Linked DNA regions of Mus musculus: all the other regions are linked to region 3. Evidence: chromatin loops called from intact Hi-C (ENCODE). Cell type or tissue: left cerebral cortex. All regions are shown on one strand.

Evidence for each region. A loop is a pair of places that touch in the nucleus more often than their neighbours do. Peaks named below come from ENCODE experiments on the same cell type or tissue, not always from the same donor. Only the 100,000 strongest peaks of a DNase experiment are listed, where the experiment ranks them.
Region 1: it touches region 3 in a loop (2.9-fold over the local background); 3 of 42 quality-filtered maps call a loop at or near these places.
Region 2: a loop joins it to region 3, with 3 times the contacts of the local background. A loop is called at or near these places in 11 of 42 quality-filtered maps.

The regions. Positions count from the first base shown.
Region 1 is chr10:41,504,868-41,512,867 of GRCm38, forward strand. Ppil6 (peptidylprolyl isomerase (cyclophilin)-like 6) reads left to right here. Exons shown (of 8, transcript NM_028430.1): 7 at 2,557-2,692. Among named protein-coding and RNA genes, the nearest start is that of Cd164, 11 kb to the right of the region's middle. In left cerebral cortex, CTCF peaks have their summits at 826 (motif pointing left) and 4,480; DNase peaks (open chromatin) are centred at 800 and 4,467.
Region 2 is chr10:41,804,988-41,812,987 of GRCm38, forward strand. It overlaps Cep57l1 (centrosomal protein 57-like 1), which reads right to left and starts at 4,881. Exons shown (of 11, transcript NM_001243074.1): 1 at 4,801-4,881; 2 at 4,586-4,676. The coding sequence starts at 4,660. It overlaps Sesn1 (sestrin 1), which reads left to right and starts at 5,587. Exons shown (of 10, transcript NM_001162908.1): 1 at 5,587-6,313. The coding sequence starts at 6,035. In left cerebral cortex, CTCF peaks have their summits at 4,886 and 5,770; DNase peaks (open chromatin) are centred at 4,710, 4,926, 5,466 and 6,119; H3K4me3 peaks cover 3,935 bases; H3K27ac peaks cover 2,171 bases.
Region 3 is chr10:42,276,665-42,284,664 of GRCm38, forward strand. It overlaps Foxo3 (forkhead box O3), which reads right to left and starts at 31. Exons shown (of 4, transcript NM_001376967.1): 1 at 1-31. In left cerebral cortex, a CTCF peak has its summit at 3,171; DNase peaks (open chromatin) are centred at 4, 1,092 and 1,468; H3K4me3 peaks cover 2,288 bases; H3K27ac peaks cover 2,274 bases.

The sequences.
Region 1 (8,000 bases), 770 kb before region 3:
CTCCCCTCCTCCCTCCCCCTCCCCCTCTCCCCCCTCCCCTCCCCCCTTTCCCCCCCTCTCCCCCCTCCCCCCTCTCCCCCCTCCCCCCTCTCCCCCCTCCCCCCTCTCCCCCCTTTCCCTCCCTCCCTCTCCCTCCCCACCTCACCATAGTTAATAAGTGAGAAAGAAATACTACAGTAGAATAGCAGCTCCTTCTGACCACGGAGAGACATAGGTGTGGGCCTTTGTTGCATTGGCCCCTCTGAACATCACAAAGACAAAGACAGCAGAAATTCTGTGCCTCTGTTGATCTATTGAAAGGCTGCACTACCAAGGGGTGGGGCAAGCCCCTGCATTCAGCTATAGTCAGTTCCATTACAGTGTGATGTAGTCCAAAGAAATCTCCTTACTGGGGCTGGTGAGATGGCATAGCAGTAATAGTGCTCACTGTGCAGCCCAGGCTAGCTGTGTTCAGCCCCTAGAACCCATGCTAGAAGGAGAGGCCAGTTCCAAAATGTTGTCCTCTGACCTTTACATGCCTTGTGTGGCACATATGCACACATATACAGACACACATATTTTAAATCCTTTACAGAAAGCATACTCTCTCTCTCTCTCTCTCTCTCTCTCTCTCTCTCTCACACACACACACACAGAGAGAGAGAGAGAGAGAGAGAGAGAGAGAGAGAGAGACTATTTTACATCCTTTTACAGAAAGTATCAGGGGTGGAGAGATGGTTTGGTGCTACAAGCACGGGCTGCTCTTACAGACAGCCTTGGATTGCATCCCAGCACAAGTGCCTGGAGCTCCAGCTCAGGGGATCTAATGCCCTCTTGTGGCCTTTGTGGATATCAGACATACACACAAAATCAGACCAGAAAAGGGCATCAGATCCCTTTACAGATGGTTGTGAGCCACCATGTGGTTGCTGGGAATTGAATTCAGGACCTCTGGAAGAGCAGTCGGTGTTCTTTACCGCTGAGCCATCTCTCCATCCCTTGTCCTTAAGTTTCATCAGTGGCATATTAAAGCACAAGAGACGGCTGGATGAGTAAGGCACTCAAGGACCAGATCTCAGATCCCTAGCAACCCTCATAAAAGCTGGACTGTCTTGGCAGCCTTTCTCTGATTTAGCACTAAGAAGGCAGAGACAAGGGATTGTCAGGGCAAGCTGGACAGCTAGGCTTACCCAATCAGTGAGCTCTGGGTTCACTGAGTTACCTACCTCAGTATATATAGTGAGGGTTCTCACTTGCCTCAACCTCTGGCCTCTGCATACAGTTTTATGTAACTACATAACTACTATAATAACTATAGGCTTTGCCTTGAAAACTACTGTTTGTAGAGGTGGGTCTGTGAAGAGTTCTGTGAGTCAGGCAGGCCTTGGAATTGTAATCTTTCTTCCTTAGTTTGAGGCCCAGCTATCTAGGTAGCTATGTGTTAACTAACTAAGCTAGCATTGAACCCACCACCTTCTACATTCCAGGTTAGGTACCTGACCGCTGAGCTAAATCACCAAGTCAGAACCTTGTAGTCAGTGGATAACGACTTTGTCGTGCCCCACTTGATTTAGTACATCTGAACTTGGAGGCTGTTAGCCATGTTTCTGTGCCGAGCTATCTGACCAAAGCATTTAGGGGAGGGGAGGCAGGGCTTGTTTGGCTCACAGCTGGGAGGTGTGGTCCAGCATGGCAGGGAAGGCGTGGCAGTAGCAGAGAGGTAAATTTGATGCTCAGCCCGCCAGTGCTGTCGCCTTGAGAGTGACTACTCCCTGTTCAGTTAAACCTTTCTGGAAACGTCTCCTGGACACTCCCCGAGCTGCATTTTCAAGGTGATTGAAAATCCTGTCAATTTGGCAATGAGGTTAATTATCACAGTAACAAATCTGGGGACGAGACTTCTAAAAATGGTAGCCTCCTCGGCAGCTCTGTTCTTTTCCCGGGTAACTTTACACATCTGCACGTATACACCCCAAGCCATCCATCCCTCAAAAGCCAACCCACAGGAGGCTGGAGGTGAAAGTGGCCTTGAGTATGAGAGGCAATAAGCACAGACTGCTTTCTTTATCATAAATATGGAGGAGCACGCCTGAGACAGTAATGGGACGGGGGTCCTGCTCACAGAGGACAGGAAGCACCGTGTAAACTGTAGAGACTGGTGACTCCACTGTATTTAAGGGCTGTGACAGAGCTCTGTGTAAGAGCTGCAGGCGGGCCAGACCCGTGATGGATTTCAGAAAGGCTCATGCTGCTCACATCAGTTGTCTGAACGAAGCTGCACTGCTGAACAACCCAGGCACTCTGTTGCCATTTACTGTGAGCTTCGCGTATGCCAAGAACAGTAGTTTTTAAGCTGTGTAAGCACAAATGAGCTAAATGTTCAAGTAGTAGTTCTAGTAAGAGTTTACAGCTTTAGAAAAGTTTACTTAAATATTTGAAAGTAATTTAAACTAATAGGGATGTTTACAGCTTGGCGCGTGACAGCGCCTGTTACCAAGGCTTTCTTTGTTCCTTACACACTGTAATTGTTGTAAACAATACAGATTCTTCAGTGACCTGCTGATTATTCTTTCCTAGATGAAAACTTCTCGATTCCTCACAATAAGAGGGGAGTTCTTGGAATGGTCAATAAGGGCCATCACACCAATGGGTCACAATTCTACATCACACTACAGGCAGCTCCCTACTTGGATAAAAAATATGTGGCTTTTGGGTATGTATATGACAGGTTTTTCTGTATTATAGTCATACATATAAAATGTTGCCCAAAATATTTGCATGATTATTGTACATAGTCTATGATTAGCCAAAGATAGGGTTAAAAGCAAAAATAATAGACACATTTAGCAATAAAGAGTTATAACCACCTTGTTATCCATAAAATACAGAAACTAGGACTGGCAAGATGGCTCAGTGGGTAAAGATGCTTGCTGCACAATTCTGATGATATGTGAGTTCAATTCCCAGAACTCACATAAAGGTAGAAGGAGATCCAACTTCATAAAAATTGTCCTCTGATTTCAGCACACGTACCATGGTATACACACCACGCACATGAATCATACACACACACATACACACACACACACACACACACACACACACACACACACACACACATACACACACACACATACACACACACACATACACACACACACATACACACACACACATACACACACACATATACACACACACACACACACACACAGACACACACAAATTTTTAAATACAGGAATTAAACACAGCTTTGGTAATGATCTGTCTACTCATCTATCTGTCTTTCTATATGTATCTACCTACCCATGTATCTATAATAATTACTGGACTATTAGTAAGAAGCCCATTAGGCTGTGGGCCACCGTGGGTAATGGATAGACTTTCCATGTCCCCTGTGTTCTGTTCTCTGCTGGGCCCACGAGGACGCAAGCAGCCTGTCTTTCCCGTGGTGCTGTGGATCATTTCTGCAATTCATGAATGACTTTCATATCACTGTCCACTTCAACTGAATAGGCCTTTAATTTAATGCTTTCTGTGGAAAGAGTAGGAAATTAATGTTCTTCCAAAAGCTTCCAGAGGTAGCTTTAATTAGATGACTTTTCATTCATAGACTCAGAACTTAAAATAATGAGTTGTTTTCCATTTCTCTCACACCAATCAAGTATTCTGGTTTTAGAATTCTCTCTCTCTCTCTCTCTCTCTCTCTCTCTCTCTCTCTCTCTCTCTCTCTGTGTGTGTGTGTGTGTGTGTGTGTGTGTGTGTATGTTTTTTGGCTTTTTTTTTTTTTGGACAGGGTCTCACAAGAGACCCTTATTATGTAGCCCTGGCTGTCCAGGAACTCACTCTGCAGACCAGGTTGGCCTCACACTTACAGATCCTCCTGCCTCTGCCTCCCCAGTGCATGTCCTAAAGGCATGTGTTGAAAATGCATGCTTGAATTAATTTTATATGCAAATAACTTTAACTCTTCTCGGATCATTTAAACATCCTCTTTCATCTTGCCGATGTCCCTCACCCCTCTACCCCATTACAGCCGCCTTTCCCAGACACAAATGGGACCCCATAAAACTGCAATGTGCCCATTACCACCGGCCCCTGCAGGCATGCACAGCGGACAGCCAGTACGGCACTCCTCACTGACCCTCATGCCCCACACCCTTTCTCAGCCATCAGTTTTGCTATATTCGTGATTCATTCAGTAAGAGTCTTATGGGCTACCTGCCATCTGCTGTTACTGATGGTTAGAGTGACAAGACACAGGCCTGACTCTCAGAGACATTAGACCCCACAGAAAGAACCCCACCAAAAGCAAAGAAGCAAAGAAAGCGCAGGGCTGCATCTGCTCTATTTGGAAGGCTTGAAGTGGGTTAAGATTACATCCCCAAGTTCCAGAGTACAAGCCAACATCAATCCTTCTGATCCTTCTGTGGAAAGATTCCTTGACTGTCCTTGGGGAAGAACCCATTTACTGTCATCGCCACTCTTGGCCTCAGGGAGGCAGTGTGTCCCTTTTATTGTTTCAGCTGACCTTGCCCCTGAACTCTGGAAACAGTAGTTTCAGTCAGGTTGGAATATCTCCCCAGGACCCCACAGAACACAGAGGTAGCTGGAGAAAAGTAATAACAAACTAGGCAACTAGTCTTGTTGGAGGTGGATGAAATATACCTTCCTGCCCAGGGAAGCTACTGCTTCCCTGGGATCTAACATTTCAGCTTCTGGAAGCCCGCGTGTGGTTAGCAAGGCCTGGAGAACGGAAGTTTCTTGCCTATCCAAGGCAAGTCCTCTAGTGAGATGACGTTAGGACTGCCTACCAGGAGACAGTGCAGCAACCCACAGCATGGCCTTGCCCAGGGTCCCTCATGGGGAAAGAATTAAAACTGTAAGCTTGTAAGATCTCCATGCATACACAGGGTAGAAGTGTCGGGAAGAGTGAGTTGGAAATGATGCTGGGGTCCAGTCCCAGAGGGTTGTAGGTGGGAAGGGACAGGAAAAGCTATGTGAGCTAAAGTGAAGAAGAACATTAGCCACACAGAGGAAGAAGAAATTACAGTGAATCAAATCAATTTTTAGAATGAATAAGGAGTGCTTACAATGCCCTAAAGAACAAGAAACAAGCATGCCTACAGCTCAGCTGGGCTAGCTAGAATGTGAAGCCTAAGGGAGAATAGAGATAGACTGGAGAAATGGGATAAACAAGGTCTATTGGGCTGTAGGTGCTATGCATGCTTCAGGGTGTGGACTTTTTCCAAAGATGACGAGGAACTATGGAAGACTTATAAATTCTGAGCAACTTGAGTGGCTCATTGAGAAGATTTCTGTAGAAGTCAAGAGTAGACAGGAAGAGAATGAGAGTGTATCGAGTCCAGTTAGGAAGGTCTAAGTCATGAGAGGTACAGATGAAACTCTTATCTATAGCACAAGCAGTTCAGGCAAGCTGGGAGGGAGGGAGCAAATGCCAATGATATTCAGGTTACAGTCATGGAGTTTGATGACTAAAGATGTTGAAGGTGAGGGCATAGCAGGGTCTGGACCAGTGTTGTACTTTCTGAAATGATGGCAATTTATAGTCTCCACTGCCCTGTTCAGCAGCAGGTATCAGACACCCATGGCCACTGAACACGTGAAATGTGACCAGAGCGACTAAGAAAACATACTTATTTGAGAGAGAGAGATGCTGTGCATGCTGATGCCAGAAGAGAGCATTGGATTCCTGGCTGGAGACTTAGAGGTGGTTGTGAGCCTTCCAGTGGGAGAGAGCACTGAACTCTGGGTCTGTGCAAGAGCAAGTGCTCGTAACTACTGAACCATCTTTTAAATCCCCAGTTCTAAATACATTTTGATACTCACCTATTGTCACTGCTAGGTCTATAATAACTCCTAGGGTTTCAGAACTGGATAATAAGGAGATGGTATCATCCACCATGAGTGCCACAAGAGGAGGATTTACAAGAGATCAGTTGAGGCTGGCTAAGTTGCATTTAAGATTAGTACCTAAGCCAGGTGTGGGGAAACTAGGGAAGAGATGTTTAAGCAGCTCAGGGCTGGATGTACATCTAGAAGCAGTCTGATTGGTACCTGAGCTGAAGTCAGTCCCTAATGTCACCACCCTCGAACAGTCCCTGGGCTTCGCTCATCTTGTTCCTTTCTGTCTCCCTTCAGTCTGATGAAATCCTGTTCAAGGATTAGGTCCTAGATTGTGGCAGATTGTGGCTTCTTGAGCCTCTGGCACATTGTGAACAACTTAAAGCAGCGACTTGGTCTTGCATATCTTGTACCCCAATCCTCATCCCAGTAGAGGGGCACATTCAGACTGTGTGAGACCTGATTGGAAAAAGGCTTCCTGCCTTCCCTCATTAGACAGTGAATCTGCATTTATCTTCTGCTCACATGGACTTGTGTTGACGTTCGTCTTCACCCATCTCCTCTTGCTGTCACAGCTCCACAGACTGGGCAGTCTAAGAGCATGGTTCTGGGCATCCGGGGAAGGCTTGTAGACTGTCATAACATGGAGATAACTAACTCAGTCCTGTGAAAACCACGGGCCGTTCATGAGGGCAGATCCCTAATGATCCGGTCACCTCTCAAACCGCCCCCCTTGGAGGGAGCATTTAAACAGCAACCTGTGTTGGGGCTTCCAATTGGGGTGACAAAATGAAGCCCAGATGCAGATGAAGAGGATACATGTGTGCTCATGGTTGGCACTGGTCACATCTGTCAGGGTTTATATAATAGAACCTGTCCCCACTCCTGTCTGCTACTGATCCAACCCAGGCAATGGCAGAAGACACTAGTCTGTGTCTAGGCCTGTCTCCATGCCTTATTCTGATAGGTTTGTTTGTATGGGTTTTTGTTTGGTTTTGCATATATGTGTTACAAGTTTATGTTTGTGTAGCTATGTGCACGTGTGTTGATGCACTTGCTTGTGTCTGAATGTGCATGTGGCTTCCTGTCTCCACCATATTTTTAATTTTTTAATTAAATTGATCTAAACATCCAGTTAATAGGTAATGAGTTGCAGAACCAACATATCCCTATGAGAAGTTCACTTTAAGTGTGGTGATATCAATGGACTAAAAGGTAATGTTAGTCAGGGGGCTGGGAAGATGGCTCAGCAGTTAAGAGCTAGCTGTACTGCTCTTGCAGAGGACCTGAGTTAGATGGTCTAACTTTAGGGCCAGTGAGATCTGATGCTTCTGGCTTCCAAGATTCCCTGGGTACACACATGTGCACAAACCCACATAGGTATCTAAAGTTAATAAAGAGAAAGTTGGACGACTTGGATTTTGCATTGATTCTGCAATTTGACACCAAAGATATGAACAATGCAAGAAAAAAAAATAGGTGAATTGGGACTGCAACAACATTAAAACCTTGTGCATCAAAGGACACCATCAAGAAAGTAAAAGGACAACCTCAACAGCGTGGGATAAATAAAAAAATACCCCCTGGCACGGGGGATGCAGCCTAGGTGGCTGAGTGCTTGCATGTATACATGAGGCCCTGGGGGCCATCTCCAGCATCCCAGCACGAACCTGAAAGGCTTAGCTGTATTAGATGCATGCACCTACTTTTAGAGACACTCATAGACCCTGGAGCTCACCGGTGTGGCGTCAACTGGCTGGCCAAAGAACTGCAGGGATCAGTCGGCCTGTCTCTTCCATCACCAACCCAACTCTGGGGTTATACACATGTCTGCTATATCTGACTTGTATGTAAGCATTATTAGGGCTCCTAGCCTAGGCCCTCATGTTTGTGTGTAGGCACTTCACCAAGTGAGCCATCTCCACAGTTTTCATGCCACTGTCTTCTAGTGGAAGACATTAAAAGTCTAGCATCACTCAAGGGTTCTAGCTCAAGGCCAGCAAGTATCTGCAGAGGCCCAGACTAGCATGGGCTTGAGCCCTTATTCCCGTTCCCAGTGGGTGGTGGTTGAGGTGCCTAGTAGGTGCCAGACTTTAAGCAAAAGTATACCTCTGTCCTCAAGGAAGAACCAGAAGTTAACAAAAAGAAATAAATA
Region 2 (8,000 bases), 470 kb before region 3:
CAGTAAGTGGACTACACACACGAGGAGGATCAGTCCTACCATGAACCACATCTGAAAGAGGTTGTCAGGAAAGGGAAAAAGGAGAATAGCTGAAGAATTGATCATGTAGTTGAGATCTGTGGATGTGCCTGTTCTTAGTATTTTTATGATGCTAGTTCCACCTAAGTCACAATTCCACCCAAGTCACAGAACTGTTTGTTCTGCAGATGTCTTAATATCTCATGACAATTACAGCTTTCTAAAATGCTTTCATCACTTTCTTCCATCTACTAACCACCTAGCTTTGTTCATCAACAATAAGCAGTACCTTTGAGTAGAAAATACCACGAGTGTTTTCCTGCTCATTCACCCTCCCATCCACCCCCAACCTCCTCCACCCACCCACTCCCACCTGCCCCCATCCACTTCCCAGACAAGGCCTTGCTCAGTAACTCAAGCTGGTCTTGAACTGCTGACCCTCCTACACCAGTTTCTAGAGTGCTGGGATAACACACATATTGAACACCAAGCATGTGTGTGGTATGTACTGGGCCCCAGGCGATGTACTGAGCTTTAGCCAGACTGAGGAGACCCAGGCACTGGATGCTCTCAGGTGTGCTGCCTTCACCCAGGTGTTAATCACATTATGGGAAACTAAAACGGAAAAGTGCATTTGTAATACACCAGTAAAGATACATGCTGAAATAAGAGCACATTTATTTGTTTCTCTAATTAGGGGTACTTCTCTGAGCAAGAAATATTTGAGCTAAGATCTTCAAAGGAAGAGGAGTCAGACAAGATGAGGCAGTCTTCATTTTGACAAAGAAAACAAGGACAGAGATTCTGTGTCTACTTATTGCCTTTGGTTTAAAAAAAACAAAACAAAACAAAAACCACCTGCTTTTTTGCACTCTTCACCCAAACTGATCTTATCAAGATGGCCAGTGACCTTTCAAACAACAAAGTTGCAATTTACAAAAGCTTAAATAATCTTTTTTTTTTTTTTCAACTCTGGAATGAGGCAACACTTCATTCCATCAAATAAGCTGAGCCTTTCGTTGTCCCACAGAGGTCAGTTTCACAGCTAGGGAGGCTAAAACACAGCAGAAACAAGAGCAGACTGGTCTCTTCAAAGTTACCTTCCACCAGAGGTCAGGACAGAGAGACAGAACAAAAGAAAGTAACTGGTTAACACCAGATTCCTTCCTGTTACCCTCTGGAAGGACTGAAGAAAGGCCTCAAAGCAGAGGGAACAGGATCATCACACCCAATTGCGAGCTTGGGAAATCACTCCCTCTGGTTCTCCTGATTTCTCAGGTCAGATAACAACTTAGTTTCAGTCTGGAAACAAGGAACATTAGCACTTTGATGGTGGGGGGGGGGGTAAGAAGAGGGTCTGACCTCGGGGGACAGCAGGTAGGACAGGAACAGGGGCTCAAGTCCTTTCAATGGCTTCTGAACTTCTATTAAAAGTCCCCGCAGTGGTCCATTAGTCCTTATGCCACTGCATCTAGAACAGCATTTAAGCATTCCTTCCTCGTTCTGTCTTCATTTTGCTTCTAGGAAAACACTGAGGGTTTTCCCTCTACACTGGTTGCTCCTTCAGAATCACTTTGTGGAAAACTTCAAATTCATTGAACGTCATGGAATGTACCCTCCTTTGGCAAAACCAACACCCATTATCAAAACATTACAATGAAACCTCCACTGTCTCTGCAGCTAAGTCTTCCTCATTTCTCTTCCATATCCCAAGCCATATGGCCAATCTACTGACCTCTTCCCTATTCCATATACCAACATGCACTTCTCCATGACAGCAAGTCATGCTTCCTTTGTTTTACTATCTTGTTTCCTGTGGAACATGGTCTCAATACATTGCTCAGGCTGGCTTCAAACTCCTGCCTTCACACCCCCCAGTTAAAAGATGACAGACATGTACCACTTGGTCCAATTTCAAAAATCTCATTTTCAAGTGGTTCTGTAGCACAGGTTCCTCTGGACCAGTCCTTCCATGTCTCCTCTGCCTATACCTTGTGTCCCTCTTGAATCCTTAATCCCACCTGGATGATTAAATTGTTATCGGATGACCTTTAGAACTCACAAGAGCCCTTGATTTCCATAATTCTTCCTTTCTTTAGTTCTGCTACAAATAGTAACTGCTGTTGCATCAAAGAATGCAAAGTATATAAATTAACTTGAAGAAAGGTAACTGGAGGAGCCTACAATAAAACCCAAAACAAAACAAAACAAAACACTCCATACCCCCAAATAAAAACCAGGGCTGCTGGTCAACTGTGACACTCTGGAGAATTAAGCCCACCCAGAACAAGGCAGAGAAAACTCTGCACCCCTCCCCCTCCCAGTGCAGACTCTTCCTGCCCATGGTCTGTGTCACCCACTCCCAAAAGCAAAGCCCTGTGTACCCAACCCCCACCCTCAGCTTTGAGGCTAAAAGACCCTCTCAATATTGGAGGTCTTTGAATAGGGCAACTCCACCCTGCAAGCTCATCTTCTAACAGCTGTCCTGAGGTGGCAGGCAACCTGCACATCCATCCAGCAATGGTCCTCCTCCCACTGAAAAGGAAGATTTTTTTCCCACAGCCAAGCACCTTTCATTCCTTCCTAACTGGCTGTCATTGTTTCCTTTGCTATATACTCTACATTACTTATTTACTATCTTAAAATACAAGCTCAGTGACATCCTTCTGAACAGAAGGCACTTGGTGACTGAAGCCTTATGCTATTCATTTGGCCTTCATTTTCCTTGGGATGAAGACTTCCCTGACTTTCTAAGACTGGGCTAAATGTTCCTCTAGCCAACAATATCAAATAGTATTACAACTGTATTTTACACATAAGTGTTTGTTTGGTTGGTTTTGTTTTGTTTTGTTTCCGAGACAGGGTTTCTCTGTGTAGCCCTGGCCTGGCTGTCGTGGAACTCACTTTGTAGACCAGACTGGCCTCGAACTCAGAAATCTGCCTGCCTCTGCCTCTCAAGTGCTGGGACTAAAGGCGTGTGCCACCACCGCCTGGCCACATAAGTGTTCTAATAAGATGAGGGGTATCTTTCTCACTCTTCTGTAGAGGGATTTTAATTCGGCAACATAGCTACTCTGGTTAGAACACAGATACACCCTTAGTACACACCTTTAATCCCAAACAATGAAGGCAAAGTTTGTAGAAGGAAGCAGCTTTGTTTGAAAGTGAAGTCTAACAGAGAGGGAAACAAAGTGATGAATCAGAAAAAGATTCAGTAGACTAGGATCTACCCAACTCTCATGAGAGAGGAGAGAGAGGCAACATAGGAGGGAGCAGACAGAGGGAGAGAGGAAAAGAGACAGTGTTACCGGGAGAGTTTTACAGAGACAGGGTGAAGAGAGAACAAGCTAGACATGACAGGCTGAGCCAGAGAATAAGGAGGAGCCAGAAGAGTAGAACACATTGCTAAAGTTAGTTTGAAGCCAAGCAGAGCAATTCAGTCAGAAGCAAGAGACGCCAGTTTGAATCAGTCAGAGGAGTTTGGGCCAAAACAGCTGAGTTGAACCAGAGAGCAAGAATTCAGAAAGAGCTAGAAAGAGTGAGCTTATTCAGCAGGAAGTCTCAAAAGCTGGAAACACTATAGGCCTTTACAGAAGCTAGAAGCTTGCAGGATTGGGCCTAGATTAGCTGATGGAGGCAGTAAGCCTCCAGACAGCAATTACAGCAGGAGAATAAAAGTTATTGTTACACTTTTCTCATGTTAAAAGCCTCATTAATTTTTATGGTTTTGGATTTTTCAATGAGTGTATTGTTTGCATGTATGCCTGTGCCCCAGGTTTATGCCTGGTGTCTACTGAGGTTAGAAGTCATCAGATCCTCTGGAACTAAAGTTATGAATGGCTGTGAGCTGCCAAGTTGGGGCTGAGAATCGAACTTAAGTACTGTATAAGAACAATTCTTAACTACTGCACCATCTCTTTAGTTCCAGATTAATATTTTATGACTATGTTTACTTTGTAAAACAAAGGATTAAAATCGAATCCGATTACCAGTCTATTAAAAACCTTCCAAAAACACCTTTAGAGAAATGACCATATCGTTCAAAGATAACACATTTAGGAGGTTTTTATAGGCTTCTTTTCATACAGAACCTTCCAAACCTAAGGACATTTGAAGTTCTTTTCAGTCTCAGACACAAGAGACTTGCTTTCAAAGATCCCCTTCGGATGCTATCTGACTGAGCAAAGACAGCACAAAACAGATCCCTGTAAGGGCAAAGGTGCAATGGCAACGCTTAGGGATTCCTAATCCATTCAGCACGGGCCTATGTGCAAGAGGACAGCAGAAGCAGCGGCGTCGGTTTTTTGTTTTGCTTTTTTGTTTCTTTTCTTTTTTTTTTTTTTCCAGTTTGCCTGTCTTAAGGCTGCTCCTTGGCCTTCCAAACAATGATCCCCAAATCCTTGCCTCAGTCACCCAACCAAAGGTGTTGAGCACCTGCACTATTTCTCTCCCGGCAAGCCACGACGGAAAGGAAGCAATCCCAGATGGCGTCGGCACCAGAGTTTCCGAGGGGAAAAAAAAAATTTTTTTTCACTGAACGGGTCACAACCAAGCCTACCACGCTTACCAGATGGACGCTCCCAGTTAACCACGGCCTCCAGAACCGTTGGTTCGCGGGCAAAGACAAGTGTCGCGGTGGCATCTGGGAATTGTAGTTTCTGTCGCAAACAGAGCGCGTAGTTAGCATTACAACTACATTTCCCAAAAGCCAACGCAAAGCCCTGCCTGCTTGGCTGTCACTCATAATTCTATCCCATTTCTACTTGGAATACTATAGAGCACCTTTATTTGTTCGGCTTTTCTTGTTCGATAAACATCTCCGGGCATCTGTACTCCTTACTTTTCTTTCCCCTTCTTCAAACCAGCGCCTCCAAACGTCGAGAAAGGACAACACCGCGGAAAGCGCATGCGCCCTGGCCGGCGTCGCGCATGCGCAGCAGCCGGTCTTAGTCAGTGGCGCGCTGGACTCGGGGTCCGGAGGTACTCTGCCCGAGGGCGGGGCTGCTTCCAATGGCTGTCTTTGCGGGTCGCGTGTGCCTGGGCGGAGAGGCAGGCATGGGGCAGGGGCGGCTCCCGGCGGTCCCGGGCGGGGACAGGGGAGGGGCTGGGGGTGAGGACCCCGTCTCCCCTCCCTGCTCCCGCCCTCTGGGCCGATCCCCACCGACGGGGCTGGGCGAAGGGGCGGGCTCTGTGCCTGGGGCCCTTTGCTTCAGCCGTGCAGCCCTGGGCTCGATGACTGCTGGATTGCGGGGTGCCCTCTGGCTTGGCGGAGGTGGGCGAGGACAGAGGAGTAAGAGGAGCATCGGCGTACCCCGGGGGACAAGAACCGGCAGGGTTGGGGACGCCGCCCTTAGTCGCCGCTGACACTGTGATTGGCGGACACTGCTCCCCCGGAGCACCGGAGCCTCGGGCCCCAGCAGCTAAGGGCCAGGGTCTACCGCCTACCCCGCCAGCACCCGCCCGCTGCCCTGCCGCGGCGCTAGGAGGAGCCGAGGGGGGCGGAGACTGGTGTCGGAGGAGGGCGGGGTGGGAACGGTCGAGAACCAGCCGCTGCACAGACAAAAAATCGAATGGCTGGAGAACCTTCTACTGTTTACCAGCCTTTTGGGACCAAGCACGGATTTGACAGCTCCACAACGTGAGGATATCCGCTGACCCTGCGACACAGAGAACACTTCCCCGGGACTCTGTGTCCAGCTAACCAGCTCTGTGAGATTGCAACTTTCCAAGTTTGTTCTTTTCAATCTCTGTCAGAAGACTGCCCTCGTGTAGGAGAGGGTGCCTGGGTGATCCGCCTTGTGGATCGATTTGAAAGCATCAACTTTAAAAAGCACGTGTGATTCCCAGTGCCATCCAGACGCCTGCTTTCACGACGGCTGGATTTCTCTGACTTTATTCTTAGCGTTTCTCGTTGTTTTTGTTTTTTGTTTAAAAAACAAACAAACGACGGGCTGCTTTGGGGGAATGCTGAAAGGTAACTGACTAAACGCTGAAAAAGAAAAAGCTCTTGATTGTCATGGCTGAAGGAGAGAATGAAGCGAGATGGGAGGGACTGTGCAGCAGAGACACGACTACTAGAGAGACAGCACTGGAAAACATTAGGCAGATCGTTTTGAGAAAAACCGAATACCTTCGTTCAGCGAAAGAGACACTTTCCCGACCTTCAGACGGACTTTCAAACGCGGTTTCTTTGGATGGGATGAATAAACTTCTTGCTCATCTGCTTATGCTCTCTAAGAGATGTCCCTTTAAAGATGTGCGAGAGAGAAGCGGGCTCATTCTGAAGAGCGTCGAGGTAAGAGCAGTTTTAGAGTGACTTAACTAGCCGATGTGATTTGACTTAGTTATTCCCGTCGCTTTTGCTTCCATGGGGGTAGTCTAACTGGTTAGCTGTTAATAATGACATCACTAGGCATTAGAGGGTTCTGTAAAACGTTCAATGTTGGGCCCAAATGGAACAGGCTAAACTAAAAACGGTTTTCAAAAATAGATGAACAGGAATTGTTTTTATGGTGTTTTTGGGTAGAAATGGCATTGTCTGTGGAATATAATATATATGAAAGGTCTGGTTAATTAAAATCCAGTCTTTGTCATTTTTTTTCTGTTTGTTGCCAAGTGTAGCCAGTGCGCTTTTCACATTGTTATGGTGTGGAAAGTTTCACACTGAAAGCCTCAAAAATGAGGAGTTGCATGAAATATTTCCTATTTGTTCAGAGTAACTGGCAGGATAATTTTTTTCTGGCTCTTTAACAAAGACAGGATTTCATTTTCTAAAAGCATCCTAAAACAGAACTAGAAAACAATAATAAAAAACAGCCTAAGTCATAAAGAAGGTAACTCTTGTCCAGGTGGAAAAGTTGGACCCAGAGTTGGGCGTTCAGTAGCTTACTCTCCATACTCCCAGGAAGCTGAGGAATAATGCCACCAGGAGTTCGAGACCAGCCTGGCGAGCAATGAGTACTAGGTCCATACATGGCTACATGGCAAGGCCCTGCCTTAGGGTTGCAGGGAGGGGGTTGTGGGGAGAAAAAGAAAGAAAAGTTGGGTCCAGGTAAGGCATTTGGTGAAAATACTTGGCTGCTCAGTTATTTTCTGTTTTCCTTGAATTGTTTCTTTCCTCTTTTCATGTGCAAACCTATTAAATTGTGAGTGCAGTAAGGTTTAAAATTCTATAATGTCCTGCCATTTTTCTACAGTCACTTTATTCTGTTGTATTAGAAGGTGTGTTAAAATTTGGAGAAGCAGGAGAAATGTTTATACATATGAAGAATGCTCACTGACTGTGTATTAAGTGATGACAGCTTTCTTTAGTGACTTAGATAAAAGAGGTGCAATCATAGCCATAAAATAATTATCTTCAAATATTTTTACAGATACTCTAGAATCAGTAATAATTCGTTTTACAGGAAGGAGCTAATTCTCAGTGTATGTGCATTCTGTCCCTTGGACATAAGGAACTATTTCTCTAGACCTCTGCATAGCCACTATGGGAATTTTTCTTAAGTAGTGGAGTCATCATTGTGCACATCCAACATTGTTGTGGGTTGTATGTAAGTAGGTGACCGGGAAGTTTGTAGGCTTCTCATCTAGTGTTTCAGGGGAGTCGCCCTTCCTCTTGGTGTGACTCTACTTCACCTTGGTCTCTGAGTGGGAGACTAAATAATATAACTTGTTAAGAGTTATACTGAAGATAAAGTATCCGAGCTCTGGGAAGTGCTAAGGCAATGCACTAGAGTCAGACCTGGGTTCAAGTGCGTCCTTATTAATGTACTAAATGACCTTAGGCAAGTTCCTTGCCTTTCCTTGTGTTCGATTTTCACGTCTTATAAAATCAGGATAAGAATGCAGAGCTTTTGTGAGATGAAATGGCATGCAAAGTGCCAGAGTCCTATCTAGTGAATGCACCTCTCCTCTTTCACAAGTGCAGTAGACTATGTAAAGTATATCTCAAGCTGGATTTGTTCTGCAAAAGGACACCGGGT
Region 3 (8,000 bases):
TTCCACATTCCTCCTCCTCCCTTCCACGAGCAGGGCGGCCGCGGCAGCAGCACAAAGTTATAGCCACTCACAGGGAGCCTCAACCTAGGATGACGGCGGGGCGGGTCCCCGCCCAGGGGGAGGGCTGGGGCGGGGGCCGGGAGGGCTGCTGTGCGTGCGTGTGGGAGTGCGCGTGTGTGCGCCCTCGCGCCTGCGCGGGGCTGCGGGAATGGGGGCGGGCGCGCGCGGGTCGGGACTCGGCCGGCTCCGCAGCCCTCCCGGTTGGGGTCCCGCGCTCTCCTGGGGACCTCAGCGGCCACGCTGGCCCGGGACGGGAGGCCAGGTCAGACAACACACCACTGCGCGCCGCCCCGCGCTCTCAGCCTTGGGCCCTGCGTTTGGCTCGTGGGCCCGTGGCCTGCCCGTGGGTGCGTGGGGTCGGAGCCCGCCCCAGTATCGGGTTCCTTATTAGAACCTGACACCAGGGAACACCCGGGTTAAGCCGGCAGCCGCAGGTGACAAGGGTTACCTGGGCGTGGAAACACTGGCCGGCGAAGATCGCGCCGAAAGGTGTGTCACTGGACCCTCACCTGGGACACCCGGCGACAGTCGTGCTTCGCTTTTCACGGATTTTAAGGCTAAGTGGGAAAAGTGCAACTCAGGAAGAAAAGTGCAGTGCGCCCCAGTCCTGAACGCAGGAGCAGAAGATAGCTAACTGGAAGCGGGCAACAGTTTTCTTATGCTAAAGCAGCTGATTACGTGCTTGACTTTTCTAAGTCTATAGACTTCAGATCGCACCTTCACAATCCCTTATCCCACGATCCGTGCCTCCCGGCCGTACTGTGTGCTTTTCTGCGCCACACGCGACATGCATACCAAAAGTCTACCATGCATTCTGGTTCATACGTATCTTTCCAAACAAAACCCTCTCGGTCTCTGCAGCTAAAGTCTGGGCTCCGCAACAACCCAATACCCCAAAAGAGCCAGCCTAAAAGAGCCTGCAGAGGCCGCCCACCCCGGAACTCCGGCCTCCAGGCTTTACGCGTGATCCGTCACTCAAGTGACGTGAGGCCCCCGCCCCTGCACCAAGCTAGTTCGACGCGTACAAACAGATGATGTCATTGTCTCTACACGCGCGTGACCCCGGAGCCCTGCGCCGCATCGCCATTCGCTGCGCGGCTTCCTCGTCAAGCCACGCCGAGCGCTGACTGGCCGCCGCCGCCAGTCTCTGGGCTCCAGACGCCTCTCGCTCCTCTTCGCCCCCGCCCCCAGCAAATAATAAACAATCGAGTAAAATTGCAAGGACAGAGGGGAGGGAGAGCGAAGGCGCGCTGAGTGGCAGCCTTCGCCGCGCAGACAGCGGGAGGACTAGAGGAGGACTGTGCAGGGAGGAGGGAAAGGAGGTAGGGAGCGGATCTGAGCCGCACGCTCTATCAGGGCGAGAAACTTTGAGAACCTCGGCGAGGCCAGCTTGCTAGCACGGCGGGCTCTAGGACCCCAGGGCCCTGGCGAGACGGGAGGGGCGGAGCCTGGTTGCGCAAAGCCCGTGGGCGGAGCCCGGCGGCACGTGCGGGAGGAGGGGGCGCGTTGCACGGGCTCGCCCGGGACGCGCAGCCCCGGCGGCTGGCGCGCTTGTTTACCAGCACACGTGTGTGTTATTTTTGAGATGGAATGTGGGGCTGGCTGAACGGCTGGCGCGTGGGGCCGCCCGCGTCGGCGGAGGGACGCGGCGAGGCCCGCGCTGCCGCGGCCTCCCCGGGCGCTGTTTGCAAGGAAGCCAGGCTGGCCCGTAACCCGCTTCCCGCATAGCCCAGAAGTCCGGACCACGCATCTGGACGGCGAGATTCTCGCGCTGCCCAAGCAGCTGCAGAGACCAAGGGCGCAGACCGAGAAACGCTGCCTCCTTTGCGTGCTCTTGGGGCTCCTGCCTTCACCAGAACAAAGCAACTGCTTTAGATACACACCGGTGCACACACCTGGACCACAAGGTGGACACTTAACACCCTGCGTGGTCTGTGACCTTGCTACAAATATCCCCAGTCCTTTGGTGCAGGTTTTCGGGCTGCATGGCTCGGCCCATTTACGAATAAATATATTTCCATCACCTCGGCTTGTCTTCGGAAAGTGGAGCTGAAGAAAGGAATTCTGCCTTTTAGGGTTGCTATGCTACCTTAGGACCCGCCTCTGTCCTTTCCAGTCTGATCCACTAAATAAGCCCAGAACTTGATTTTGATTTACAGCCTGGCAATATAGATGGTGATGTGGGGTCACAAATTCAGCTTCGATTGCCTGTGCCTCAAATGAGTGGGGATTTGTGCAGAGAGGTTAGGGTTTATTACCTGGAATCTGGTGTTAGGCTCTGTGCCCAGATCCAGAAGGCCAGCTCACTGATACTTTGCAATGTGCAACGCAAACGCCAAAGACTTCACTCACTGTTTTTAAAACACCAAATATATATATATATATGTATATATGTACATATATATATACCATATACATATATGCGTGTATACATATATATGTCTAGATACACGTGTGTATATATAAATATATGTGTGTACATATATATGTATACATATATGTGTATATATATACATCTATATATGTATACGAGTGTGTGTGTGCTATGAAAGAAATCCATATATCTGTAAGTCTAAGCAGTTCGTCCCATTTGAGTACAGTGTATCCTAAGAGCATGCAGAAATTTGGGACTTTAGAAGAGTTTGTGGATTCACTGAGAGCATTCTGACCCTGAAGGTAGGGACAGATAGTGGGTGTTGGCCCAGTCGAATGCCTGCATTATCTTTAAGGTAGACTTCTTTTTTTATTGTTAAGACTGGGTGGGTCTCATGTAATCTAGGCTGCCCTTGAACTATGTAACTAAAGTCAGCCTTGAATTTCTGACCTTACCTCCTGAGTGGAGATGACAGATATGTGGCACCATGTCCAGCTAAAGTTTAAAAAAAAAAATCATCAAAACTTCCCCCACCTCTTACTGACAACGTTTTATATGTATTTTTTTTCCTTTGAATGATTTAAGGTGGTGATTATCCATTTTTATGTAATCCAGGTACTAAAGGAACAATATTTTAAAACTTTAACTTGAGTAAGGTGAATAAAAGCTGCAACGGGGCTAGGAAGGGGTACAGGCTCAGCCTCCTTAGGAACCACTGTGGTAAACTTAGCACAGTGCTCCCTGTAGGCAGGCGGTGGTGCTCCACTCCAACCCCACAGCCAAAATCCTTGGTGCTCAGCATGCTGCACACCAGAAAGTGCTTCCTTCCTTTTCTTCTGAGTTGGCTTCTGTTTTCCCAACAAATATGTGACCCAGCTAAAAAGGAGAGAGCTCCCAACCGGAAGGCATATGGCTGCTCCCCAGCCCTGCCCTCTCTTCTCTCAGCAAACGGGTCATAGTGGGATTTCTTCCTTAAACATTGTGTAGCAGCACTCAGCGTGAGTGTCCTGTGGGATGTCATTCCGGATGGACTTTTGTCCTCACTTGTTCCCCGAGAGAATCTCTGCCTTCTCCTGTCTTCTTCTTCTTCTTTTTTTTTTTAATACTTCTCTGTTTTGTAACTCAGGTTGGCTTCTTTTAAAAAGATTTATTTTATTTATACGAGTACAGTGTAGCTGTCTTCATACACCCCAGAAGAGGGCATCGGATCCCATCACAGATGGTTGTGAGCCTCCATGTGGTTGCTGGGAATGGAACTCAGTCAGTGCTCTCATACTCACTGAGCCATCTCTCCAGCCTGCCTCCTCCTGCTCTTGTTTCTCATTTGCTGTCACAGGCATGCCCTGTTAACATGCCCTGGAAATCTTCTAACTGCAGTGACTGCCTGCAGATCATTTGGAAGACAAGCATGGATCTAAGAGGACCTGGAGCCCCAACACCATTGGCATAAATGAGAGGATGCTAAATAGAGATGAGTTCTGCTGTGGCATTAGGAGCATTTGGTGATAAGAAAATTAAGAGTCCAAGCTCTTGAACTCAGCCTGACTCCTTCATTACCAGCTCTTGACTTTGGAGGGATTTTCGGCCCTGGAGACCCAGTCCCAGATTGGGTCAAGTAGCGTTATAGATTGAAAGCATTAGGGTTAGAATTACTTACTGAAGAGGTATCATACATGAAGATGGGGTAAGGAGATGGCTCAGCCTAGAACCGTGATTTCTGGCAAGTCTGGTGGCCTTTGGTCCCTTAGACGATATGATGAAAGGAAACTGAGTCAGTTCTGATGGTGCATGCCTTTCATTTCTGCATTCAGGAGGCGGAAGCAGGTGGATCACTGTGAGTTTAGAACCAGTCTGGTCTATAGAGTGAGTTCCAGAATAGCCAGGGCTATACAGAGAAACCCTGCCTCAAAAAACCAAAACAAAACCAAAAAAAAGGAAGAAAGATAAATGATTTCCACACATTGTCCTCTGACCTCCACATGCCCACCATAAAAGGATTGTGATTGATATATAGATATAGGTATGTGTGTGTGTATGTGTGTGTGTGTGGTGTGTATGTGTATCACACTGAGGACAGAGTGGCTTTGAAGGTTTTTTCCAACATTTGCCAGGCAAGTCAAAGGCAGGAATGCTGGAGACCCTAACATAGGAACCACTCTGTCACATATTCCCGTGTTCACTCCCTGTAGTGATTGGCTCCTTTCAAGCAGGAAGACAGGGCATCTACCTGATTCCACTGGAGGAGGCAGGTCCATCCACGAACCATCTGAGTTTCTCTCTGAAACATAGTGCCAGGGCAGAGACCATCCCTCTCATTCTAAAGGACATTGCTTCAGGTCCCACGGTGAGTGACAGCCTCAGAATCAGGTTCAGAGCATGTCCATGCCCACAACAGGTGTGTGACTCTCAGCCTTGCTCTGTTTCCTCAGCCGCTGCAGAGGAGAGGAGCTACACACAAGCCACTTGGCTGTGACAAAGGGAGTCAGAGCCAGCCAGTGGAGCCACAGGTCCCCAGCACTTCCACAGGCAGCCCAGAGCTGCGGGCTGTCTGCAGATCTGCCCTTGTGGCTGCTTTGCAGCTCTCTCGTGTGATTTCTAATGTTGTTGCCAGCGTTTTAAAGAAAAGAGGTTTACCTGAAATATAGATGTATAGCTCTTGAAATAGCGGAAGATCTAGTGACAGTGGCTTCTACACTCTGTCAGGCCTCCTGTCCATCCCTCATCTGTGCATCTTCACTGGTCTCTGGATGTTTGCTTAATCCCTCAACATGTACCTGACATTGTGTTGTGACGGGTGTTGTACTTTGCACTTCATCCAGGTAGTTGTGCTGTTTGGATGGACACTGGGGGCTGTTTACACCCCCAAAGGTACAGCAAGTCAAGCCTGCTGGAAAGTTCCCAGGTAAGTGGGATGATTCAAGTTCTCGGTTAGAGACAATAAGGTTCCCGGTTAGGGACCATTAAGATAAAACAGTTATGGGTAACACAACATCAGGACAGTCCGTTCGCCAGGCATTAAAGGATTTGTTGAAAGTAAAAGGAATCGGGCTGAAAAAGGAGACGTTAGAAAACTTTCTAAAGGTGGTTGATCAGGTGGCTCCATGGTTCCCTGTGTCAGGGCATCTTACAGGGCCTAGTTGGGAGAAATTAGGGCCTCGATTGCAGGGTGGGAAGTCCCCTATTCCTGTGAGTTCGAAGAAAGGTCGTGCTGGACTGGGTTTTTCCTAGGGGCCACTGAGGAGGTCATCCCCATGGAAGACTGAGGATCCATAATGGGTTCCTCAGTGGCCTTTCCCTCAGAGAAATTATAGGCTGCTAAAGAATTAGTTCAAGAACAGTTACAGATGGGCCATATTTGCCCCTCTACTTCCCTTTGGAATACCCCGATATTTGTCATTAAGAAAAAATCAGGGAAATGGAGGTTGTTACATGATCTTAGAGAGATTAATAAACAAATGGTCATTATGGGACCTATTCAAAGAGGTTTGCCCTTACCATCAGTGCTTCCAAAAGCATGGCCAGTGATAGTTTTAGATATTAAAGATTGCTTCTTTTCCATCCCCTTGCATGAACAAGATGCAGTAAGATTTGCATTTACTTTGCCTTCTATAAATCATGAAGAACCAGATAAGAGGTTTGAGTGGGTTGTTTTGCCCCAGGGCATGGCCAATAATCCCACTAGGTGTCAGCTATATGTAGATGCAGCCTTATATGAGGTTAGACAGGAATTCCCCAGAATAAAATGTTATCATTATATGGATGATGTCCTTCTGGCAGCACCGACGGAGGAAATGCTGGGTTTGGCATATAATACAACAGCTACAAAAGAGAAGGCTTACAGTAGCCCCTGAAAAGGTGCAGAAGGGCAAGGTCATCCATTATTTAGGAAGCAAAATAACAGAAATATATATAACTCCACAGAATATTCAAATTAGAACTGATCATCTAAGGACTTTAAATGATTTTCAAAAGTTGCTAGGAGATATTCAATGGGTTAGGCCTTATCTGGGTCTAACAAATAAGCAATTGCAATCTCTTTATGACATCTTGCCAGGAGCGACAGCCCTGGATTCAGAGAGAGTTCTTACAGAAGAAGGAAGGGAAGCCTTAAAGTTAGTAGAGAAGGCTATTCAAATTGCTGCTTTAAAGAGGAGAGAGGTTGATCTTCCTATATCATTGTGTATTTTGCCATCAGAAAATCAACCTACTGGAGTCCTCTGGCAGGGCGCTCCTTTATTATGGATCCATCCTAAAATTTCCCCCACCAAAGTGTTATCCTATTATCCTGCCTCGGTTGCCCAGTTGGCATTGCTGGGTTTACAGCAATGTGTGCAGCATTTTGGCACCCCTCCTGATAAAATTATTGTACCATATGATAGTAGACAAGATGAAGTGTTGTCTGCCACTGTAGATGACTGGGCAGTTTTAAGATGCAGTTTTTTTAGGCAAGATAGATAATCATTTTCCCAAAGATCCTATTTTACAGTTGTGTAGAGCTCACCCGGTAATTTTTCCTGTGATTACCTCTCGAGTACCATTGAAAGGGCTCCTCTAATTTTTACAGATGGATCAAAGTCAGGATGCGGAGCCTATTTAGTTCAAGGCTCTGTGCCTATAGTTTTACAATTCTCCCCTGCCTCACTGCAAGTTATAGAATTACAGATTGTGATTAAAGTTTTTGAATTGTATTCTGAATCCTTTAATTTAATATCAGATAGTCAATATGTGGTTAATGCTCTTGCTATCTTGGAGGTGGTTGGTAGGGTGAATCTTAGGTCCAGCATTGGGGATTTATTAAGTAAACTACAAAATTTGCTATCGTATAGATCCTCCCCCTTCTTTGTTCAGCATATCCGAGCTCATTCTGGGTTACCAGGTCCATTGGCTGAGGGTAATGACACAGTGGATAAGGCAGCACAAGCTGCTGTATTTCTGGCATGTCCTGCCCTCGACCTTGCTCGTGATTTTCATTCTAAATTTCATGTAAATTCTAAAACATTAGCCTCTCGCTTTGGGATCACCCGAGCAGAGGCCAGGGAGATTGTCAAGGCCTGTCGGGCCTGCGCTCCTTTATTACCTCAACCCTCCTTTGGAGTTAACCCACAAGGGTTACTCCCCCTACATGTTTGGCAGATGGATGTTACTCATTTTGCCAAATTTGGAAAATTACTGTTTGTTCATGTTTCAATTGATACTGCCTCTGGAGTCATTTTTGCTTCTTTGCACACTGGAGAAAAGGCCCATCATGTCATAGCTCACTGCTTTGAAGCATGGGGTGCTTGGGGTCAACCCAAAGAATTAAAAACTGATAATGGCCCTGCTTATACTTCCAATACTTTTGTTAGCTTTTGTAAGATGATGGGCATTCATCTTGTTCGTAGTATTTCCTATAACCCTCAGGGGCAGGGAATAATTGAATGTGCTCATCGTACCTTAAAAGAATGCTTAAGCCGGGCGTGGTGGCGCACGCCTTTAATCCCAGCACTTGGGAGGCAGAGGCAGGTGGATTTCTGAGTTCGAGGCCAGCCTGGTCTACAAAGTGAGTTCCAGGACAGCCAGGGCTATA